Linked DNA regions of Mus musculus: region 1 is linked to region 2. The links are chromatin loops, found by intact Hi-C in ENCODE. Cell type or tissue: gastrocnemius. All regions are shown on one strand. Links, peaks and the distances in the headings refer to the core of each region. The heading gives the core; the rest is flanking DNA.

Region 1 (8,325 bases), core at 59-8,058, 140 kb after region 2:
GCAGGCAGATTTCTGAGTTCAAGGACATCCTGGTCTACAGAGTGAGTTCCAGGACAGCCAGAGCTACACAGAGAAACCCTGTCTCGAAAAACCAAATAAATACATAAACAAACAAACAAACAAACAAACAAACAAAATACAAAAAAAAAATTGATGGCCATTACAGCTGGGAAATTCCAGCTCCTGATTAATAATATTTTACAAATACTTATTTTAATTCCCCCCACCTTTTCCCCTCCCCCGAAAAAGTGGTGTTTTTTTTTTTTTTTTTTTTTTCTTTTTTTGTGGTAAAGTGAGTGCCTCGGATGTATTAGGCACTGGATTCAATCCCTGGCACCGATAGACAAACCTGGAAAGGTTGTCAGGGTACCTGTATGGGAAAGGGGCAGCCCGGGGCTGTCACTGGTCCGAACCTTCTCAGATGCCCAGGTGACTTTACCCTCTTTCTCTTCCCTCTGTGGGGTAGGAGGAGCTGGAGCGAGACAAGAGGGTCACTTGGATTGTGGAGTTCTTTGCCAACTGGTCTAATGATTGCCAATCCTTTGCTCCCATCTATGCGGACTTGTCCCTCAAGTGAGTATGCACACTGAGGCGTATGAGTAACAGAAACGCAGTAGCTAGCGCCTTTCCTTTGTCCTTAAACTTCACACATCCAAAGTTGTTTTTCCCTTTCTTACCTAGGTAGCTATGCTTTGACTTCCCTCCATCCATCCCTTTATTTTTCCGTATGTTAAATACTATATTTTTTCGCAGGTACAACTGTTCAGGGCTAAATTTTGGGAAGGTAGATGTTGGACGCTACACTGACGTTAGCACACGGTATGTAGATGCTTGGGCTAAAGACCTGAGTGAGGATTCCTGGAGTGATGTAAGTGATGTATACAGGTGCACTACTCAGAGTCCTCGTCTGGCCCTGTAGGTACAAAGTGAGCACATCACCCCTCACCAGACAGCTCCCTACCCTGATTCTGTTCCAAGGCGGCAAGGAGGTCATTCGTCGGCCGCAGATTGACAAGAAAGGACGAGCTGTCTCTTGGACCTTTTCTGAGGTAGGTGAAACACATGGGCAGTGGTTTGGAGAAAGATACACAACAGTGATTGGGCTTTATTCTTAGTCTGGGTTTAATCCCGAATTCTGACACTGGCCCACTGTTTTTTGAGGATGTAGATTAGTTACAGGATGTCACCTATTAAGTCAGCAGGTTTATGTTATATGCTGCTAATGCTGAGGAAAAATGATAAAGACTTGGTCTGTGAAGTGCCTGTATTCATTCTGTAGCCAATTAGGTTCCTCATCGCTAAACTTGAGTAAGTGGGAGGCAGTACCACCTGGCTCATATTGCTTTACAGTTGCAGGTAGATAGAATTCTTGGCACAATAACTGGCCTCTAGTGAACACTTAAGTATCAGAAAAGAGGTAGGTTAGGGCAGGTCGCTGCCCTCTGACTTACAGGTTGTGCTTAGTTAAATACTTCCTGCTCCTGCTCTCTGAACTTTACCTTCTCACCCAGCCGTTGATGTGTTCATCTCTTTTGCATAGGAGAATGTGATTCGAGAATTCAACTTGAATGAGCTATACCAACGAGCCAAGAAGCACTCAAAGGGTGGAGACATGTCAGAAGAGAAGCCTGTGGACCCTGCTCCCACTACTGTGCCAGATGGGGAAAACAAGAAGGACAAATAGGATCCTGCATTGTTTTTGCTTCCTCTCCTGTCAATTTCAGGAACCTTTGAGGCCCAGTTCCAGCTATAACCACAATCCTTGCCTGAGGCCTTTTGATTTCTGTTTGGCTGTGCCTGGGTAGGGGCACTGTGCCTGCTTCTGATTTTGAAAGAAGCATCCTGGAAACCATGAAGTATTCTACTATGAAGGGCGCATCTGCCCTGGTCAGCTGTTTCTCGAAGGGAGTGATCTTATCGATAGAGGTAGAAATGGTTTCCCTCCAAGGTTGGGTCAATGTGTAAATTGCTATTCAACACTTGGATATTACCAGTCTGTGGTTTAATTATTCCTCCTAGTGAGCTTGCAAAGCATAGACTAAATTAAACCCTAATGTTAGATGTCAGTATAAAGCCCTTAGAATTTTTCCTCAAGGACCCCTTCTTCCTTTAGGCCTTTCTGTCTTGATCTGTGCATTAAGAAATTTAAGTTTGGGGCTGGAGAAATGGCCCATCGATTAAGAAAGAGCACTGGTGGCTGCTTTTCCAGAGATCCTGAGTTCAATTCCCAGCAACCACATGATGGTTCATAATGGGATCTGATGCCCTCTTCTGGCATGCAGGCAGAATACTATATATAGTAAGTAAATCGTAAAGAGAAAGGAATTTAAGGGGTTGGAGAGATGACTCAGTGGCTAAGAGAATTGGCTGTTCTTCCAGAGGACCCAGGTTTGATTCCTAGCAGCACATAGAGGCTAAACCACCTGTAACTCTAGTCTCAGGGGCTCCAACATCCGCCCTTGACCTTGGCTGGCACTGTATGCATGTAGTGCACAAACACGTGACGGAGGAACACATAAAAGGCTTGTATGTGTTATCATTTAAGGTCACTGTTCCCAATTAAAAGCCTTCAACCATGATTTTCATCATTGGAAATAGAATTGAATGGCCACCCTGTGTTGTGGGAACTGAGAAGGGCAATATAAACCTGAGAGGTTCCTTTGTGTGGTGGGGCCTGAAGAAGAAAGCCCCACGGCTGGACAGCTGTTCTCTCCTCCTATCCCACCGCTTCCCCTAATAAAGGGACTGTTCTTTTGATTGCCTTGCTGTTTTTCCTTTACTAGTGGGCAGCTGCCGGGGGACTGCTTTTTTTGTTTGTTTGTTTGTTTTTTTAATCCTAAAATTGAATATCAAACCCAGGGACTCTAAAAGCCAAACACCTCTAGACCTCAACTTCCTTTTTAAGGTTGTGGATGAGGGCCTTGATCAGTTGGAGAAATGAACCCTAACTCACCATCCTCTTGATTTCACCTGGGTGTCTGAGAAGATAGGCACCAGCTACAGCGTCTGGATTGTAAATGGCTCGGGTTCAAATACACTTAACCGGTCCGTTTTTGTTTCACCGCATGGAGATGTGGAGTAACAATGTCGGTGCGAATTAGAATTCTGTAGTCTATGTACAAACGCCCTGGAAATGTGGAGTAGACTTCCCTGAGATTGGTCTGGGGATCCTTGGGTAGGAGGTATAGATACCGAAAACCCCCAGCCAAAGGAGGCTTTCAAGACTCCTCCGTCTCCGCCCAAGACAGACCCCCTCAGTGCTGTACAATGTTGGTTTGATCCGGATTTCCGCGCCGACTCCCTTTTGATAGCGTAGTTGGGCTTGAAGGGCCCGCCTTCAGATCACGTGTCCTTCCCCCCACCCCCGCACATTTCCCTTTGCTGCGAGATTTGAACTTTGCATCTGTGATTCCCGGCTGCTGGTTTGTCTCTCCGGAGTTGCATCGCCCCTTATTCCACCAACGCGCCATCCCCGAAATCCGTGCCATGGCCCCCCACGGAAGAAAGCGTAAGGCGGGGGCCGCGCCTATGGAGACGGTGGACAAGCGCGAGAAACTGGCGGAGGGCGCGACCGTGGTCATTGAGCATTGGTGAGGGGTTGGGGAGTCGAGGAGGGCGGGAAAGAGTTGGCTCTGGCGGCTGAGACCAGAGAGACCCCATTTGCAATCGCTTGTGTCTGTAGTACGAGCTGACGCGTGTACGGCCGCCATGCTGCTGCCTTGAGCCAGGCTCTGCAACTGGAGGCCCCAGAGCTACCTGTGCAAGTGAACCCGTCCAAACCGCGGAGGGGCAGCTTCGAGGTGACGCTGCTGCGCTCGGACAACAGCCGTGAGTGGAGGCCGCGATGGGGGGTGGGTGGGGGTGGGGCGAGAAGCGACTCCCGGCCACCTGATAACTGAGGGGAGGGGGTACCAATGAGTACCACCATAATTTGGCTTTATCCCATCCTTTCCCAGGTGTTGAACTCTGGACTGGTATTAAGAAGGGCCCTCCACGAAAGCTCAAATTTCCTGAGCCTCAAGAGGTGGTTGAAGAATTGAAGAAGTACCTTTCATAAAGAGGTTGGGAAAGAGTCCTCATGTTGAGGTTTGCATCGTGACCAGGGCATGCACACTGGGATAGACAGGGAACGTCTCCTTACCATTTCGGTGTATTTTTCATGGGATTTGGGATTTTCGAAGAGGAGCTAAATTGTAGAACTCCTGCTGATAACACTCCCGACCCCCAAACAAATCTAAGAGCCATTTGTACTCTCTTGAGTTAGTTAAGTCTTAGCCTGAGGGCACAGGCAAGTTTTGTTTGCTAATTCAGTTTTCCACCTCTGGTGTTATTTTAATTCTATGAGTCTATTGCAAATCAATAAATTCAATAAAGTGTGGCTTACTTGTAGTTAAGGTTTTTCTCCCTTGTATTGACAGCCTCTTTGCTGTTACTTCACTTTACCTGGCTTTTCTGTGTTTTGTTAGTAATCTGAGATAAGATAGCCTCAACCCATCCCGCTCGTACCCCCACTTCTTGGTTACATGGATTTTATTTTTGTCCCGTGTTTCATGCATGTTGACTGATCACTGATGGAAGGTGAAGTTAATGAGCTCCAGAGTTGTAGGTGGGGATGGGCTTGTCTCCTGGTCCTTGTGATGGAACCCTACTCTGATGTTCCCTTCTCTGTTTGCAGCTTTCAGTCCCTGGAGATGTTGAAGCATTTATGATGGTGCATGGCCAAACTTAAGCTATGCACCTGAAGCCATAGTTTCTTCCTCACCAGAAGTGATGGTTCAGTTGTGAGGCAGCCCTCCAGCAAGACATTGTAAAAGTGTTTCAATTGTTTAATAAAAGGTCAAGTATCTGAGAATAAGGAGCAAGTTTAAATTTTGTCTTAAAGAATGGGTAGAACCAGCTTTGTGGGGCTGTTGGTCTGTATTTTTCAGAGTGCAAAGTAACTCGTGTCTGGAAATTGTAAGGCCTATGGTGAAACACTTATAAAACAAGAATGTTGCTAGGTTTGGTGGTGTATACCTGCAATCTCAGCACTTTGAAGTCTCACAGGGGGACTGGGCCAATCTGGCCTACCAGAGACCCTTGCTTAAAACAGAACCACAGCTGGGCGTGGTGGCGCACGCTTTTAATCTCAGCACTTGGGAGGCAGAGGCAGGCACTCTAGTTCGAGGCCAGCCTGATCTAGAGTGAATTCCAGGACAGCCAGGGCTACACAGAGAAACCCTGTCTCGAAAAGCAAAAAAAACAACAAAAAAACCAGCCAAACAAATGAAAACCAAAACCACAAAGCAAATCTGTTTTTTAAAAGCAACTACTTTTAATCTACTTCTCAGAAGTGGTCGTGGAAGTAACATCTTTCTAGCTTCTGTGGCAGCTTTTCCTTGACTTCCCATACTGGCAGTGAGTAAGCCCCATAGGCTGGGCTTAGAGGCACAAGCCTGTAACACTAGCTACAGGAGGCTGAGGCAGAAGTCAAAGTTCAAAGCCAGCCTGGGCAATTTAGAGATTCCACTCATTTCAGTGTTCTACTTAACATGGCTTCATTCCTTCTCAAACCTTCTTTGAATACAACCACAAACAGTGCTTGAAGTTCCCTGAATTTTCAGTGACTATAAGATATCTCATGAATTGAGAGGCTACTCATAACTATCCTTATGACCTGAGTTGGGTACCACATAGTTTTGTCACTGAAAAATGGATTACAAAGAAATTGCTTTGTTCATAATTTTCTAACCATGGTATTGCTGTTTGACTTCTGCCTGGTGCGGAAACCTGAGGAGGGGAGATCAGTTCTGAGGAGGTGCTTGCTTTTCTGCCAAGAACGCCTTCTGTTGATGAACAGTTATCACCCTCCCAGGAACTCTAACCTGCCCTCCTGCCTCCACTATGTTAGTATATCTACCTCAGTTTCTGACTCTGAGGAAGGGTCAGGCCAAACAGAGGGAACACTAGTGGGCCCCAGCTTCTTTTCCACTGTCCAGTCTACCACATCAATCTCTTCATCTTCAGAACTGCCAGGAAGTGGGTCCAGCTGTTCAGGGTTGGCAGACACTTCTCTGACTGCCTTGGGAACAGGACACAATACGTCATCCATGCCTAGGGACACTTCCAGACCTGTCTCTGCCCAGTCTGAGCATGGAGGAGAGAGATGATTATAAGATCTCTGCGAAGGGTCAGAGGAGTCAAAGTGGAGAAGTTTTTCTCCCTGACCATCCAGTGGCTGGGAGCTGGTAATTTCAAGGTCTGGAGTCCAAGAGCCTCTTAGTGAAAGTTCCTCTCTACTCACCTCAGAGGGCATGACAAGGGGGCTAAGGGGCTCAAATGATTCTGTGTTCTCAGAGCGCATGACAAGGGGACTAAAGGGCTCAACTGGCTCTTTGTTCTCACTAACTGGTTCCTTTTCCAATCCTGTGAGGTCTCTGGGCCAGAGTTCCATGTCTGGCAAACACCATTCTTCCCCTTCAATCCAATTCTTTCCTGTTTCTGACAGGTGATAACTTGGGGTTCTGCAGCCTTCAGCCCCAGGACTCTCCAAAGATCCTACTGGTGGCTCAACATCTGAGCCACATAGCATAAAATCAAAAATCTCTTCCAGTTCACTGGTAGCTGCAGCACTTGTGATTCGATACTGCTCAGCCTCACAAGGTTGGCCAAGCAAGGTTGTGTCGAATGTGTAGGGCTCTCTGCAGTCAATATTCAAGTCAGATTCCTTCCCTGTCAGCATTGGACTAGACCCAAACTCTGACTTCACCATAGGGTGGTCTGGGGAGTGGCTAGCAGAGAGCAGAATGTCTTGAAGCCTAGGGCTCTCTGGGGAGTCCTGACACAGTTGTATTCTAGCAGGTATTTCCTGCTCATTAACTGAGGACAGCAGAGTTCCAGAAGGCTCTTCTACATCTGAGGGTTCTAGGATCTGGGGGCTATCTTGAGTGTTTCTGAGGGGAGGCTCCTGTACCACCTCCCAGCAGGTGCCATTGACAATCTTCCTAAGTTTTACTCTTCCAACCTGCCCCTCCTCTACAGAGCTGGAGGTAGGGGCTCTGAGTTCAGGGCTCTGCTTCTTGTTCTCAGCCGGCTTCCCAACATCGGATGGGTCTGGAGTGCTCTGTAGAGGACGGACTTCCCCTGGTTTCTGCTTATCCACACCCTGTGCTTCTTTACTTACAGTTCTCTGCCTCCAAAGACGGCGGCCAGGGGCTGTGGGCATTGAGCTGGGACCACTTAATATGCTGGAAGGTGTAGATGTATAGACATGGGGTGAAGGCTTTGAGCGGCTCAGCCTGATCTTTCTGGGCAACAGTTGCTCATCCACAGAAGGGTACAAGCTGGGAAGTGCTGTAGGACCAGGGTTACTCTTGGTTTCCTTAGGTCCTTCTCTCTGGCTTGATGGAGATGATCTGCTTTCTTGAGTCAGGCAAACTCTGGCTTTCTTCTTGAGCTGAGTATCTGACAAGCTATCTGCATTTGGCAGGTTAGTCTTTTTGTGAGCCCCCTCTTCTTCCCCTAAGGACTTCAACCTCACTGCCCCAAGAGGACTAGGAGTCTGGGTGACAGGCAGTGGAGTTTGAGGGCGACTCTTGGGTCCCACCACTCTGGCAGAGATTGGCGCAGCAGCCGGCGGTTGTAAGCACTCTCTGTTTAGTCTTCGACCCTGCGGAGCCTTTACTAACTTCCCACCCTCTAGCTGAAGGGTTTCCAGCTCTGACACTCGGAGCTGACGGGCAGCAGACAGCACATCCTGGGCTTCTTCCTGAGATACTTCCATCTCTGACGTATACAGGAAGTCCACAAGCTTCCTTAGTGTTTGGATCTTTAGGCCTCCCATCTCCAGCACAACCTTCCGACCCTGAACCGGCCTTTCCCGCTCCAAGCGTTCTGTGAAGAAAGGACTGCAGGCAGACAGGATGCAGCAGTGGGCTGGGACAGCCTCACCTCAAAAAAAAAATAATAATAAAAATAAAAACACACTTATTATGCTTTTTCTCTGCTTTGGTTTGTTTTTAGTCCCAATAACAACAAAAATCACTAATTTGGAGAAAAAAAAAGCCTTAAGCAACAGCTTGAAAAGAGTGGGAAAATATGAAACACTATCAGCTAACCAATGTGTTTGGGGCTTTAAAAACCTTGTCTAAAAGTTCAGAGCTGAGATGGAAGGAATGACTGTCAAGAGACTGCCCCACCTGGGGATCCATCCCATAAACAGCCACCAAACCCAGACACTATTGCATATGCCAGCAAGATTTTGTTGACAGTACCCTGATATAGCTGTCTCTTATGAGGCTATGCCAGTGCCTGGCAAATACAGAAGTGGATGCTCACCGTCATCTA
Region 2 (8,325 bases), core at 51-8,050:
ACCTGTAACAGGGCTTAACCCACAGCAAGCACTTCAGAAACTCTTGGCTACATTGCTCTTGTCATAACAAATGACATCACAGTTACTATGATGTCATAACAAATGACATCACAGTTACTATAATATTTACTTTGGGATTTTCTGGGATATGCAGTGAGAGACCATTTTAATACAAAACGAACCAACCAACCAACAACAACAACAAAGCATGGTTGCCAGAGGGATAACAAGGGCATGGAAGTCCTACCATTCTCAACCTCACACCTTCACCCTGGGTGACGATCCCAGCAAGAAACTTCTAAGTCACCAATGGTGACAGGATTGTAGGGAGGGACTGGCCAGCAAGAGAGCTACGTAGGCCCCTGATGGACAGCCACGTGCTTTTTCTAAAGCCCACCCATAGTGGTGTGTGCCTATAATTTTAGCACCTCAAGACTGAAGCAGGAGGATTGCTGTGAATTTGAGGCCAGCCCATCAGTCAATCAATCAATCAATCAATCAATCAACCAATCAATGGCTGTGGATGTAGGTCAGTTTATAGAGGTCATTTACCCCACACAAAGGCCTGTGCTTGATCAACAAATGTGATGGTGCACACCTGTAATCCTAGCACTTAGGAGTTAGAGACACAAGAATCAAAAGTTTAAGTTTATCCTTCACTACACACAGAGATGGAGATCAGCTTGTGATACAGGAGAATTTGTCTCAAATACACACACACACACACACACACACACACACACACACACACACACACCCTAGGAATGTTGATGCTAAAGTATCTGGCCTGCAAAGTCTAACCCAGGCCTGGCCACCCACCAGTAGGAATGTGTGTCTCCATCAGGAACACGAAAGTAGATTGACCCATACTTTGCCCATTTGTATGTCTGGGGGCGTTGAATCCTCTGGAGCTGGAGTTACAGACATGGTGAGCCACCATGTGGTTGCCGGGATTTGAACTCAGGACTTCTGAGAGAGCAGCCAGTGCTGAGTGCTGAGCCATCTCTCCAAACTCTCTCAACAACTTTTTTCTTCTTTCTTTTTTTTTTTCTTTTTTTTTTTTTTTAATACAGCAGGTTTCCTCAAATGTTAGTTGAATGAGCGACATGCTACTCATATTAAGGGGAGACCTTCCAGTTAGGTGAAGATCAGTGGTGAACCCTCTCTTCCTAAGAGGTTCTCCGAGGCAGGTCCTTAGACACAAGGATGATATTTAAAAGCCACCAGATGGCCAGGTGGGATGCAATGTACCTTTAAATCCCAACATTTGGAAACAGAGGCAAACAACAACTACAAAATGCCAGCCAGATTCTGTATTCCTAAAGTCCTCTTCCAGTTTTATGTTGTTCTGCCATGGGATGGAAGGTAAAATACCTTGAAGTTCCAGCCCAGCAATACCCCAATGCTGAATGAAGGCTCTCTAAACCAAGTAAGCATCTGCAAAATGTTTGTCCAGACCCAGTCAATGAATCCTCATAGGTGGAGATCGGTAGGGTCTTCCCAGGTCCCTACAGGAGGACTGTGACAGGGTAGGTATTATGTGACACTCCTGGTCTAGCTAAGCTTAGAGGCAACAAAAGAATAGGCAGCTCTGCCCCCTGACGGACATCCCTAACCTAGAGAGTACAAACCTGGTTTCAAGTGAGGCAGAGGCACAGAAGAGCAGAGGATGGCCGCAGGCTTTGGGAGGCGCCAGGCCATGGAATGGGATTGAGGCTACGAAGAGTTATAGGAACAGAGAGTGGAGAATTAGAGTTGAGGTGCCAAGGTTCGAATCCTCACTCCTCTTTCTCAGCTCCATGGCCTCCCTGGAAGTGTCTCACAGGATCTGAAAGGTGGCCTCTGCCACAGCTATCACCCTGATCCCCTGATCTGGAACTCTCCTCTAGTTCTCAAAAATCCTTCCATGGAGGGAAAGAGTAGCCAGTCCAAAGCCCCAGCGGGCTTCATCAGTTACTCTTGAGGGAGCCCTGCTCTGTTCCGGGCTCCAGAGACATAAAAGGTTTGCTTTCCCAGTGTTAGGGGGACAGCACTAGCCCACAGCCATGGACTGAGGTGTGGATGCGGTGAGTTTGTCCCATTCTTCAAAACTCTCCGATCTGTGCCCCTCCCCCAGCTCCCATGCCAGTGGCTTGGATTTCAGCCCAGCTGTGGCAGCCCCAAGAGAAGATTTCCACTGGGGCCTTCTTGCTCCCATTGCTAGCACCCATGGTTGACTGGCCTCGGCAGCCCAGGCTGTGGAGACCTAGCATCCTCCGAGCCAAGCTGCCAAAGGCATTGGGCAGGCCTGGGTCAGAGCCCCAACTGTTACATTCTTTCACCTTGGGCAAAGCACCTAACCCTCTCAGCTCAGTTCCTCCTCTGCTTGTTAGTGATAAAGAGGAGTAACCGAGACCGTCATGCAGAACTAGCTGATAAGACACCTGGCACAGGGACAGGAGGCCCGAGCAGTGATTAGCCCAGCTTATCGGCCTCGGCAGAGCCCAGGGGTATCAAGTAGCCTCAAAGTACAGCTGATAGATTAGAAAATGAGGACTTGCTGGGTTCCCTGCAGTCCAGAAACACACCAAGCAGTCCTGCTTTGGGGCCTTTGCAAATCCTGTTTCTCCACCCGGCTTCCTTATTTACTCTTGAAACCCTCCGCAAGGACCCTATTAAAATTATCAGAAGCCCTCTCTAGCATTGAGTGGCCCTTTTCCACTATTCTTTTCTCCATAAGATCTCTCACCAATCTGATACACCCTCTGCTTCATGTATTTGATTACTGTTGGTAATCAAACAGGGTTTTGGCTATTCACTGCTAACAAGTAGAAGAGTGCCTGACACATAGTAGGTGCTTAATAAATAGATGATCTAATTGAATGAAACTGTTAGGGTTGCTGGACCCATTCATCTCCTTGGCTTCCTCTTCACCTTTGACCCTATGCTCCTCATTCCACCCTCCCCTCAGGAAACTAGCCGACTGTGCCCAGCTGCTGGAGGTGGATGACATGGTGCGGCTGGCAGTGCCCGATTCCAAGTGTGTCTACACCTACATCCAGGAGCTATACCGTAGCCTTGTGCAGAAAGGGCTGGTGAAGACGAAAAAGAAATGAATGGCAAAGCCATGCGGGAGGAGGAAGCGGAGCCCAGCTGCCAACCGTGGCCTCGGGGTGCTTTCGCACCACCAGACATAAAGCAGGTGACACCAGTATCAACCGCACCGAAAGTGCTTTTTCAAAATTCCTCTCATTCCTTGCTGCTCCCCGCACCCCAACCAGCCACACGTATGTTACAGGCGGTGGGCCAAAAATAAAAAGAAACCTGCATTTGGAGCCATGTGTGGCAGTTTGCCAGGTCTCTTTTGCTCTCTCCACTTCCTCCCACTGAGCGGGGAGTTGAGGAACGCCGACTTCTAGACAGGAAGTAGACAATCTCTCGAAATCTCACACAACTGTGCTTCTGGAGCCGGTCGGTGGGTGGCGCTCGAGAGACAGCCACTATTCTAAGTAACTGGTTTCCAACAAAATTGACCACTCCTACTCTGAAGTTTTGCCTTGTGTCCACTTGTTTCCACTGTATGGAAGCTCAGTCGGTGATAGTGGACTCGTCTGGCGTATATGAAGCTGTGGACTCATTGTCTAGCACCGGGGAAGGGAAATCAGACATGCTGCCAAGGATATAGAAAGAAATGCGGTCTCTGCTGATTGTCAGAAGGACGTACACAATCCACTAATGAGCTGTTGCCTTGCACAAAACAATGGTGTTCCCCCTGTAGACCTCTGGAAGGCCCACCTAAGGATGGCCTAATCAGGGCCAGCATTTCTTATACCGTATGGGGGAATAGCCACTAGATGCCGAGTCACACTCTTTGTTAGTCCCTAGCCAGCCTGCTTTCTGATGAAACACTTCATTCATGGGGCTCACAGGGTAAAAGGTGCAGGCCACCAAGCCACACAGGCAACCTTAGCCGAATCCTCAGAACCTTCCTAGTGGAAGGAGAAATTTATGTCTCCAAAAAACTGTTCTTTTACCTCTACTCCCAAGCCATGCTATGTTCGAACACTTCTACACAAACACACAAAATTATTTTTAATGTAACAAAAACTTTAAAAACAAACCCCCAAACCACCCCATCCTCTCATGGAAAACTTAGCTGAACTCTGGAATCTGTCTGTGAAGTTAATGGCAGACAAGCAGACACATTTTGTGGAGCACCCCTGGACAGGGGTTGGGGATACACAAATCCCAGCTTCAGGCCTGCCCCCCCCCCCCCGAAATGTAGCCAGTCAGGGAGCAAACAATTCAGAAACATGAAGTCCGACTTCTGGGTGGAGGTTAGACTCTTTATCTTGAGATTCATCAGTGGAAAATAAGATGTTTAACACTTAAATCTGGACATGCCTATGACAAGCGCCGTTGATCTTGAAAGACCCACAACGTGAGGACTCCCCCACGTTCTGACTCAGGAGGGGCGACACCCCAAAATCACCCACGAGAAACGGTCTTGCTGCAAATTGCAAGAGGATTTTTATTCAAGAGCGCTCTCGGGCCCACGGTCATACACCACGCAGGGGTAGAGGACCGTGGCGCCCCGAGTAGCTGAGTAAGGGGGTATTTAAAGGAAAAAAAACACAACTCAAGGAGGTGGGAAGGGCGTTGTTGGAAAATACCAAAAATACCAGATAAGAGTCACAAGGAAGTACAAAGTCACAGGTGTCACAAGGAATACCTGGTAATTGTTAACTCTCAAGACAGTTTCTAAGAGCCTCTAACAATAGCACATTTGCATTGCAGTATTCATTCAAAGAAAGTCAAGGTGACTTTCTTTGAATGAATACTCCTTGAACTCAGGAAGTGGGTGGGTGGAGGAATGTCACTATCTGTTTTATGATTAGCATACCTTGGAGCACTGAGTTTACTACTCTTTCAATCTCAATCACTCAACAGTAAATTTGGTACCTTCTGTAGGCTCTGCCTTCTGAGCAGAGTCCTGCCTTTCTCACCCCTTGGTGCCTGGGCCCTGGGGCATTCAATTTTCTGCCAATTGGCCTGAAAGGTGGCCTAAGACAGAGAGAGCTGGAAAGCAGGCCTGAAACTGTGTGTACCTAACTCCCACTGGCTCTGAAGCCAAGGAGGATGTGGGGATGGTACATCTACAGCCAGACAGCTCAGGGAAGGAGCACACATCACACAGGCCCCCCCACCTCCATCACATACATACACACCAGGTACAAGATTCATAATTAGCAACTACAAAGGAAAACTTAGGCACAGGGTGAGCTTCCCAAGGCCTCGGGCACCAGTCGGTGATATCCATCTGCTAAGCAGACGATCCAGGCTTCAGAACAGAATTAAGAGGGCCGGTCCACTCCGAATTTAAGGGTGAACTCTTCTGCCTTCTTCCTGAACATCTCCGGGTTCTGAGTCAGGAGGTCAGCAAGTTCCAGACGCACAGGCTCTTCCAGATTCGGTTTACTCACCAGCACATTGAGGGCCTCCAAGACTGGGGGAGAGGACAGAGAAGGGCATCAGGACCAAGGAGAACCATGGGAGGAGGTAAGGTCTACTCATCTCCAGATTCTCCTGAAGCCCCACAATCATCCTCAGAGTACCACAAGAGCATACCATCACTTAGGATGGCTCCACAGCCAAAGCAGGTGTCCCTCTCATTCTTGACGGGTGAGGTTGAAACCCTGACTCATCCTCTCCTTTTATACAGGGTCTTACTATGAAACCCAGGCTGCACTTGAAGCCAAGTTCCTCTGCCTCCCATGTGCTAGGATTACCAACGCGTGCCACCATACCTGTCCCATGGTGTTCAAACGACTATTTGCCGTGCTTCAAAGAAGCTCCCCGTGAGATGAACGGGATTCGTGATCCTCATTTTTACGCTTTCTTTTTTACTTATTCTTCCCTCATACAATACATCCAGACTGCAGCCTCCCATTTGTCCCGTCCACCCAGCCCCCCTACACGCCTTCCCTCTCTCCCAGATCCACTGCTCCTCAGTTTTCCTTCAGAAAAGAGCAGGCCTCCCCATGATAGCAACCAAACATGGCCTAACAAGATGTAACACAAATCCTCATAGCAAGGTTGGACGAAGCAACCTAGTAGGAGGAAAAGGATCCCATGAGCGGGCAAAAGAGTCAGAGACTCCCCCACTCCCATTGTTAGGGGTCCCATAAAAACCCCTTGCTAAACAACCACAGCACATGTTTGCAAAGGGCTTGGTGCAGACCCATGCAGGGATTGCAGCAGCATCCTTTTACACGATCAAGAGGCTTGCTACATGTCCTAGGGTTTCCGTGACTGTGATGAAAGACCATGGCCAAAATCAACCTGTTGAGGAAAGGGCTTATTTAGCTAACAACTCTCAGGTCACACTCCATCATTGAGGGAAGTCAGGACAGGAACTGAAGCAGAGTCCACAAGGGAGCACTGCCTCCTGGCTTGTTGTTGGCACCGCCCACAGTGGGCAGACCTTCTCACAGTAATCTTTACTCAAGAAAATGCCAGACAGGGCTGGAGAGATGGCTCAGTGATTAAGAGCACAGACTGCTCTCCCAGAGATCCTGAGTTCAATCCCCAGAAACCACATGGTGGTTCACAGTCATCTCTAATGGAATCCGATGTCCTCTTCTGGTGTGTGTCTGAAGACAGCTACAGTGTACTCATATGAATAAAAGAAAATGTCAGACAGACAGACTTACCCACAGGCATTTTTCTCAATGATTCTAGCTCCTGGTAAGCTAACATAAAACTAACCAGCACACTATACCTGCTACATTTAAATATACACTCTACCCATTGGCTCCTGTAGGTCCTTCACCTAAGCTTCAGTGTCTCGGTTTATTCCACCAGGCTAATGGGAACACCACCTCACACCACCTCACACCAACTCACACCACCTCACACCATCTCACAGGATGAGATGATAGTCTTCTTATGCCCACCTCCTCCCTCTGAGGCCAAGCTCGCCCTCTCGCCCTCTCGCCCTCTCCCTCTCCCTCTCCCTCTCCCTCTCCCTCTCCCTCTCCCTCTCCCTCTCCCTCTCCCTCTCCCCTCCCCTCCCCTCCCCTCCCCTCCCCTCCCCTCCCCTCCCCTCCTCTCCTCTCCTCTTCTCTTCTCTTCCAGACACACAAACACACACACCATAGCTAAGTGTCTACATCACGCCTACGAGAATATGCTGACCATCCAGTGTATCAGGAAGCATCTTTCCATCCAACAGGGGTTCATCTCACACTAACATTTAAACATGTCACTCCGACTTGTTTATTTCTTAAATGCATTTACTGGGGATGGGATGGGTAGGTAGCTCATCAGTTAACAGTACTGCAGCTCTTTTTAGACGAACTGCGTTTGATTCCCAGCATCCACCTCACTTGAGTTAATGTCCATAACTCAAGTCCCAGGGTTCCAATACCCTTTCCTGGCCTTTACAGGCACTAGACACGCACATGGTACACAGACAGACATGCAGACAAAAAAATATCCTTAACTGCTGAGCCATCTCTCCAGCCTCAAGAATGAACATTTTATTTACTTGCGTGTGTGTGTGTGTGTGTGTGTGTGTGTGTGTGTGTGTGTGGTCACACGGATGCTACAGATCTTGTGGAAAGGGCAGAGGACAACTCCACTTTGGGATCTGTGGATCACACCAGGTTTAGGCTTGCTCAGTGAGCCTTTTCATCAGCTAAATCATCTTACCCTTGAAGATGACCTTGAACTTCTTACCCTCCTGCTTCCACTTCCCAAGTGTTGAGATCCCAAGTGTGGATAATCACACCCAGTTTATGTGGTGTGAGTGACTGAACCTAAGACCTTACGTAGATAAGGAAAGCATCAAATTACACGCTGAGTTACACCCCCTTCCCTGTCTCTTCTCCTTTAAGCCTTTAAATCAAAATAAGCATACAACAACCCGATCCAATAGCCCCCTTCTAGATCGGCCCCTCTTCTGAGAGGGCAAGGCCCGCCCTACCTTGATAAGGCTTGGTGTAAGGCTTCCAGTTCTCATTGCTGATGAGGGGCAGGCACACCAGACCATCCTCCCTGACGTTGGGGTGGTAGATCTTGGTGGTGAATCTCAAAGTGGGAGGCTTGAATGGATACTCCCTGGGGAAATCAATCCGCACTTGGAAGGCTTTGAGGCCATAGGGAAGCTGGTCCTGATCAAAGAGAAGAGACTGAGGTCTGTTCTGATGGTACAACTCCCTAAAAGACAGTTTTCCTCCCAAAGCTTTGATGTGGCCTACCCTTCTTCCCCATCCCACCGTCCCGGGTGCCCTCTGCTCCACTCCCAGGAAGATATGAGGGTTTGGTGATTGCCTTAGGAATTAG

What was found. A loop is a pair of places that touch in the nucleus more often than their neighbours do. Peaks named below come from ENCODE experiments on the same cell type or tissue, not always from the same donor. Only the 100,000 strongest peaks of a DNase experiment are listed, where the experiment ranks them.
Region 1: it touches region 2 in a loop (3-fold over the local background); 2 of 42 quality-filtered maps call a loop at or near these places.

Annotation. Positions count from the first base shown.
Region 1 is chr2:84,665,748-84,674,072 of GRCm38, reverse strand. It overlaps Btbd18 (BTB (POZ) domain containing 18), which reads right to left. Exons shown (of 5, transcript NM_001145100.1): 5 at 5,292-7,929. The coding sequence ends at 5,882. It overlaps Selenoh (selenoprotein H), which reads left to right and starts at 3,365. Exons shown (of 4, transcript NM_001033166.3): 1 at 3,365-3,590; 2 at 3,683-3,828; 3 at 3,957-4,086; 4 at 4,676-4,858. The coding sequence starts at 3,487. The coding sequence ends at 4,057. It overlaps Tmx2 (thioredoxin-related transmembrane protein 2), which reads left to right. Exons shown (of 9, transcript NM_025868.4): 6 at 467-573; 7 at 754-819; 8 at 920-1,049; 9 at 1,541-2,762. The coding sequence ends at 1,684. In gastrocnemius, for the core only: no CTCF peak of the experiment used is centred there; a DNase peak (open chromatin) is centred at 3,331; H3K4me3 peaks cover 1,508 bases; H3K27ac peaks cover 1,260 bases.
Region 2 is chr2:84,806,165-84,814,489 of GRCm38, reverse strand. It overlaps Ube2l6 (ubiquitin-conjugating enzyme E2L 6), which reads right to left. Exons shown (of 4, transcript NM_019949.2): 3 at 7,967-8,153; 4 at 4,487-5,485. The coding sequence ends at 5,334. It overlaps Smtnl1 (smoothelin-like 1), which reads left to right. Exons shown (of 8, transcript NM_024230.2): 8 at 2,951-3,314. The coding sequence ends at 3,095. Among named protein-coding and RNA genes, the nearest start is that of Ube2l6, 11 kb to the right of the region's middle. In gastrocnemius, for the core only: a CTCF peak has its summit at 3,457; a DNase peak (open chromatin) is centred at 3,418; H3K4me3 peaks cover 885 bases; H3K27ac peaks cover 844 bases.